2 separate regions of the Homo sapiens genome follow, and region 2 is linked to region 1. The links are chromatin contacts, found by Hi-C or POLR2A ChIA-PET in ENCODE. All regions are on one chromosome and are shown on one strand. The core of a region is the stretch at or near the end of the contact, and the rest is flanking DNA. Distances in the headings are between cores, read along the strand shown. Region 1 overlaps CCDC186 (coiled-coil domain containing 186). Region 2 overlaps VWA2 (von Willebrand factor A domain containing 2).

What was found. Hi-C counts contacts between places; a loop is a spot of excess contacts on that map. ChIA-PET counts read pairs that join two places held with the same protein, here RNA polymerase II (POLR2A).
Region 2: a loop to region 1 is called in a map of mammary epithelial cell, with 2.5 times the contacts of the local background. The contact joins two enhancer-like sites. A Hi-C loop is called at or near these places in 1 of 168 maps with a recorded cell type or tissue (mammary epithelial cell). POLR2A ChIA-PET finds 5 or more read pairs at or near these places in 3 of 52 experiments (BJ, GM12878 and OCI-LY7).

The regions. Positions count from the first base shown.
Region 1 is chr10:114,150,283-114,153,611 of GRCh38, forward strand. It overlaps CCDC186 (coiled-coil domain containing 186), which reads right to left. Exons shown (of 16, transcript NM_018017.4): 4 at 810-938. Among named protein-coding and RNA genes, the nearest start is that of MIR2110, 22 kb to the right of the region's middle. Within about 2 kb of position 1,334, at least 2 of the 41 ENCODE cell types and tissues checked have a DNase peak (open chromatin) inside an H3K27ac peak, as active enhancers do; they include mammary epithelial cell, where a contact is called at or near this core.
Region 2 is chr10:114,269,699-114,273,113 of GRCh38, forward strand. VWA2 (von Willebrand factor A domain containing 2) reads left to right here. Exons shown (of 14, transcript NM_001272046.2): 6 at 3,042-3,236. Among named protein-coding and RNA genes, the nearest start is that of VWA2, 32 kb to the left of the region's middle. RefSeq lists a silencer at 2,059-2,259. Within about 2 kb of position 1,878, at least 8 of the 41 ENCODE cell types and tissues checked have a DNase peak (open chromatin) inside an H3K27ac peak, as active enhancers do; they include mammary epithelial cell, where a contact is called at or near this core.

The DNA.
Region 1 (3,329 bases), core at 84-2,583:
GTTCAGGCAAGTAATAAAAAAGCACTGCTTAAAATTACCTCTTCTGAGATCATATATACCAACTTAAAAAGATTACCAAGGTATATTAAGTATGGGAAAAAAGGTTACAAAAAAGATGTATAGTATCATTCCAATCAAATGGGGGAAAAAAGTATATGACCATGTACAAATAAACATGTGTGACTTGTACATGTATATGTAGTAAGATACATAATCAAAATACCAATAATTAGCTATGGAACAAGGAATGGGATATAAAAGGATTGTAGGCAGGGGAAGAATATGTACAGATTAAAAAAAAAATTTTTATTCCATACACTTTTTTATTCATCTGTATGTATTTATATATTGCTTTAGAATTTTTAATGACTTACTATTTTTTTTTAGACAGAGTCTTGCTTTGTCACCCAGGCTGGAGTGCAGCAGTGCAATCTCGGCTCACTGCAACCTCCGCCTCCCGGGTTCAAGTGATTCTCCTGCCTCAGCCTCCCAAGTAGCTGGGACTACAGGGATGCGCCACCACGTCTGGCTAAACTTTTCGTATTTTTAGTAGAGATGGGGTTTCACCATGTTAGCCAGGCTGGTCTCAAACTCCTGACCTCAGGCAATCTGCCTGCCTCAGCCTCTGAAAGTGCTGGGATTACAGATGTGAGTCACCACGTCTGGCCTAATGGCTTACTTTTATATAAAAGAATCACCTAGTATTAATACAATAGTGAGGTCCAAAATAGTCTAACAGTGTTAGCTTATTTTAACAAACAAGAGTCACCAGAATATCAAGTTAATAATGACAACGATGTGAGAAATACCTGTTCCATCCGTTGGGCCATCTCTTTGTGTAACTGCTGAACTGCATTTTTAGCTGTAACGTCTTGAGCTATTAGTTGATCTCTGGAAGCTTTAACTTCTTTATTAAGTTCTTCTATTCTTGATTCTAACTGTAAAGAAAATTATTTCCAAATTATTTTTATAGCTATACCAAATACACCACCAATACTGCAAATAAATATAAACAAAGTAAATAAACATAAAGAATACAATGAATATACTTCAGCTATTGAAATAAAAACTTTTAGCAATGTTTCTATATCTCACTGTCATTTAGTAAAAATCTGGAGATTCCATTAAGTTAAGGTATCTGGCAACCCCTAGAACATCCACAAAGGAATAACACAAAGAAATACAGTAGAGTCCCGCCTTATCTGTGGCTTCACTTTCTATGGTTTCAGCAACCTTCAGTCACCCACAGTTCAAAAATATTAAATAAAAACTTCCAGAAATAATTCACAAGTTTTCAATTGCATGCCATTCTGAGTAGTGTGATGAAAACTTGTGTTGTCTCACTATGTCTCACTGAGACTGTGAGTCATCCCTTTGTCCAGCATGTCTGCATTGTACACACTACCTGCCAGTTAGTCGCTTAGTAGCCATCTCAGTTACCAGACTGACTATGGCAGGACGACAGTGCTTGTGTGCAGCAACACTTAGCCCTTAATTAATAAGTGAGTTTACTTATTAGTGGCCCCAGAGTATAAGAATAGTGATGCTGGCAATTCACATGTGCCAAAGAGAGGCTTTAAAGTGCTTATTTTAAGTGAAATGGTGACTTGAAAGAAAAAAATCATATACTGAGGTTGCTAAGATCTACAGTAAGAATGAATCTTCTATCCATGAAACTGTGAAGAAGAAAAAAGAAATTCATGCTAGTTTTGCTGTCACACCTCAAACTTCAAAAGTTATGGCCACACTGCATAAGTACTTTGTTAAGACGGGAAAGGAGCCAGGTAGTGGCTTATGCCTGTAATCCCAGCACTTTGGAAAGCTGAGGAGAGGGAATTGCCTGAGGTCAGGAGTTCAAGACCAGCATGGTCAACACAGCAAGACCCAATCTCTACAAAAAATTTTAAAAATTAGCTGGGCATGGTGGTGCATGCCTATAGTCCCATCTACTCAGGAGGCTGAGGCAGGAAGATTGCTAGAGCCAAGGAGTTTGAGGCTACAGTGAGCTGTGATCCCACCATGGTACGCCAGCCAGAGTGATGAGACCCTGTCTCTGAAAAAAAAAAAAAAGGATGAAAAGGGCATTCACTTGTCAGGGGCAGACATAAACAGAAACATATTCTGATTGATGGCAATCGAGTTCAGTGCTATTGACAATTTCATGCATCTACTTAGGATCTTGGAATAAATTCCCCTCAGATAAGGGGGAACTCTGTACTGTATAGTGAAAATATCATGAAAGAAATTTAAATGTTATATTGGACAACATTCACTTAATGCAAAAGAAGGCAGTGAAGGAGGAATAGGGGAAGAAAAAAGACATGAAACATGGAAAACGAAAGATATGGCAGACATAAATCCCACCATCAATAATATTAAATGAAAGTGGATTTAATAATCCTATCAAAAGGCAGAAACTAACAGACTTAATTAAAGAAACAAGATTCAACTATATGTTGTCTATAGAAGGCATTTTAGGTTCAAAATGCAAGTAAACTGAAAAGAGTGGAAAAAAATATATAATGCAAACAGCAATCATAAGGAAGAGTGGCTATATTTACATAAAAAACAGACTAAAATTAAGAATGTTACCAGAGATAAAGAATAGCTCACAAAAATAAAACAGATCAAGCCATCAGAAAGATCTAACAGATAAATGTATATGCATCTAAGAATGTAGCATCAAAATATATGAGGCAAAAACTAACAGAAATAAAAGGGAAAATAAGTCAACAATAGTTGGAGACTTCACTATCCTACTTTCAATAATAAATAGAATTAGGCAGAAAATTAACACAGAAATAGGAGACTTAAACACTACAAAACAATGGAATCTAATACATCTATACAACACTCCACCCAGGAACAGCAGTGTATACGTTTTCATCTAGTGCACATGGAATATTCCATGACAGAGGATATGCTAGGTTACAAACAAACTTCCATAAATTTAAAAGATTAAAATCATATGAAGCATATTCTCCAACCATAATGGAATGAGACCTCAGTAACAGAAAGAAATATGGGAAATTCACAAATTTGTGAAAATTAAACCACATACTGCTAAAGAAACACAGAAGAAATTGCAAGGGAAATTAGAAAGTACTAGATGACTAATAAAAATGCAAACATAATATACCACAACTCAGGAGACACATCTAAAGGAATGCTTAGAGGAAAATTTATAACTACAAATACCTATATTAAAAAAGAAGAAAGGGGGCCAGGCGGGGTGGCTCAAGCCTGTAATCTCAGCACTTTGGGAGGCAGAGGCAGGAGGCTCACTTGAGGTCAGGAGTTCGAGACCAGCCTGGCCAACACTGTGAAAC
Region 2 (3,415 bases), core at 628-3,127, 120 kb after region 1:
AAAGAGTATGGGGAACAAGCACTTTTTCTTTTCACTCCTGAAGCTGTGAGCCTGTAGGAGTGATAATGATCAGATGGACCACAAGGGAGGGGAGGCTTTGGGGAAAGAAGGCAAGGACTGGTTTAGAACCTCAGGATCCAAGAACATAGCCAGGAGGCCATAGGGCTCACTGGCCAGTGGGTAGAGGAGCAGGTTGCTTCAAAGCCACCGAAGCACCTTGGCTTTGGATGAGAAGAAAGTCTTGTGAGCATTTAAGCAGGACAGTTTAGAACAGGAGTTGGCAAACTTTTTCAGTAAAAGTTGTATAGTACATAATTTTAATTTTCAGGCCAGTGGTCTCTGTGTAGACAGTACCTAAATCAGTGAGTGTGGCTGTTTTCCAATAAAACTTTACAAAAATGGGCAGCAGGCCAGATTAAGCTGAGCCCTGGAGAGGAAAGAGTATTGGCTTCAAATTCAGCCAGACTGGGCTTAAACTCCAGTTCCGACCTCCACTAGCCAGATGAGAGTCAGGTGCCTTCACAACTATGTAACTATCTGTTTAAGAACTTGGGCTTTGGAAGTGGAGGGCCCTGGGTTCAAGTCCTGCCTTCACCACTCATGAGCGGCATAACCTTAGTTTGGCCCCTTTTCTGGACTCCTCTATTCCAGAGAGCTGTGGCGAGAATTATATGATAATATGCTAAGCATATATAGCTAAACATGGGTTGAGCACAGCGTCTGGCACATGCTAAATGCCCAGGAAATATTACCAGTTATCACTATTCTCTGAGTGGGGTTTCCTCATTTGTCAAATGTGGGTAAGATTAGTACCTTTTACCATGGATGTAAGGATTACATTCAGTAACAGGTGTGTGTGTGTAGTGTCTGGCACAAAGTAAAATGTCAGCGCTAATATTATCCTTTAGAAATGGAAGCCATTCTGCCCTCCCAGGAGCCCTGGAGGAACACTCTTTTTAAACACAAGAGCTCTTTGGTGAAGGAAACAGTATTAGTAGAGATCAGAATCGGGTTGGTGGTCTTCGGTATCTAATGTGTGATCCAGCAGGGTGTGAGAGGAGTTGGGGGCGCTTGGGAGTCAGTGGCGTGAGTGTAGTCTTCCTCTTCGGAGATTCATCCATGTTGGTATGCTCTGTTTTTCTTTGATAAGCCCATTGCCCAAGCCAAGCTCTGCTCGCTAGCTCCAGAACACAGGTTACATTGCTTACCTGTGTCTTTGCTTTAACCCCTTCCTGTAATCAGAATGGCCTCTTCCTTTCCTCATCAGCTGATTCACCAAGACCCCATTTAAAAGCTTTTTCCCCTCTGAAGCCTGCTCCCTGACAGCTCCACCCCACAATGAATCTGCTCCTCCGAATTCCTATTATTTGTATCCTTGCATTCCTTTTTCCTTGCTGTCTTGTAGATCCCATTTCTTCAACTAGACTGGGAGTTCTTTAAGGGATGGGATCGTGGTTATACTTCCTGGTCTCCATTTCACTATCTTCCCTCTAGTGGATCCACAGTAAATACTCACAGGTTGAAAAAAAAGTAAGTAAATTTTTAACCCATGCAAATGTCAATATATGTATTGTAGGCAAGACTGCTAATTCTAGGAGTTGTCAGCTCTTGTTGACACTTTTTAACTTTATGGAGCACCGCAAAGAAAACTGCCATTTAAGAGCTTGCTTAAGTTAGAAAGCAATAAAAGTGAAGAATATTCTAGGCCTGGTCCATAAATCCTTCCCAAGCACAATCTTCATGCTCTTTCCTTGTCTTCCTGCTGAATGGAGAGCATTTTGAGGACTGAGGGGAAGGTGGAACCATAACATGAAAGGAGCCTGGATTCCTGAGTAGCTGCTTGGAGGGGAGCCAACCAGGAGAGATGCCTGGGCAGGAGGACTCATGTCAGACTTGCATGAGAAGTAAAAACACACACACACACACACACACACACACACACACAGCAGGTAATGCCCATGCGTCTTGTCAGTTGGATGTTTTCTCATTAGAAAAATGACTATAGTTAGGGCTGAATTAAAGGTAGGCATTGCCTTAATTTATGGTTGGTACAATCTGAGTGTAAATGTGTCCCCCATCTAGAATCTGTGGTTAGTCACTATTTCAGAATAATGCTCCCACAGGGTTTTCTCTGTGTGTACTGTTGATAACCACAGTAATTCCATCAGCCTCACATTGTTGATCATGTTTGGATGGGCTACCATCCGCTGAATGGTTTGGCTGCAACAGGGACTGACTCACAATTCCGTAACCTAAAATCCACTGTAGTGAGTCATTATTTTCTGTCCAGCTGACACTCAAAGCTGGCAGTCCTCTCTCTGACAGGACGCTTACAGGAGCCTCCTAATTTGAGATTTAGCAGAGATCCTGCTCTGGGATTCCAGGATTGGTCAACAGTTCCTATAACTGAGCTGTGAGGATGAGAGGATCTCAAGCCACAGCAAATAGAGGACCATTGGCATCCCGATGAGATGGGACCCCTGTAACCTGCCCTGATCTGGAGGTGGTCAGACAGCTCAGCCTTCCAGCTCCCAACCCTGAATTTGGACATGGCCCACAAAGGCCTGGATCACAGAAAAGACTGTCATCACACCCTTGCCTTGAAGCCCTGTCCTTCACTCTTATGGGTCCTTCCTCACACAGTTTTCCTAAGCTCATTATCTGCTTTCCCAACCCAGGATGTTGAGCTGTAACAAGAAGATGATGCAGGGATGAGGAGATGGGAGGCAGGTGTTAGACAAATGACAAGAGCTGTCGGCCCAGAGTCATCACTCGGGGAGGAGAAAAACACACCCAACACACAATGACATTATGATAGAATACAACAGAGATGTACGGGGTGAATCTCAAGTGCATGGAAAAAATAATTTCTGTTCATTGTTGTTGTGGTTTAGATGGTAGAACTATCACTTTCAGCCTCTGCTAGGAGAAAGCTACCTTTCGCTAATAACGGAAGAGCTCATCGATTTCAGACTCTCATCCCAACTTCACCTCCCCACATCATTCACTTTTCTTTCTTTTTTCCTTCTGGGTGTGCACAGAGGAGGGCGCACGGAGACGGAACTTGCTCTGAAATACCTTCTGCACAGAGGGTTGCCTGGAGGCAGAAATGCTTCTGTGCCCCAGATCCTCATCATCGTCACTGATGGGAAGTCCCAGGGGGATGTGGCACTGCCATCCAAGCAGCTGAAGGAAAGGGGTGTCACTGTGTTTGCTGTGGGGGTCAGGTTTCCCAGGTAAGAGCCTCAGTCACCCTGGATCAGCCCTCAGGTGGTCAGCCTGGGGATCGTGACATGGCCATGGGAGGGAAGGGAGGGGACTGGAAGAGCCGTCCAGGTCCTTCCCTGGATCTGTCTTTTCCTCACTTTGCCATTTTGACTCCAGTGCACAGGAAGCTCCAATCTTTTGGAGCCTG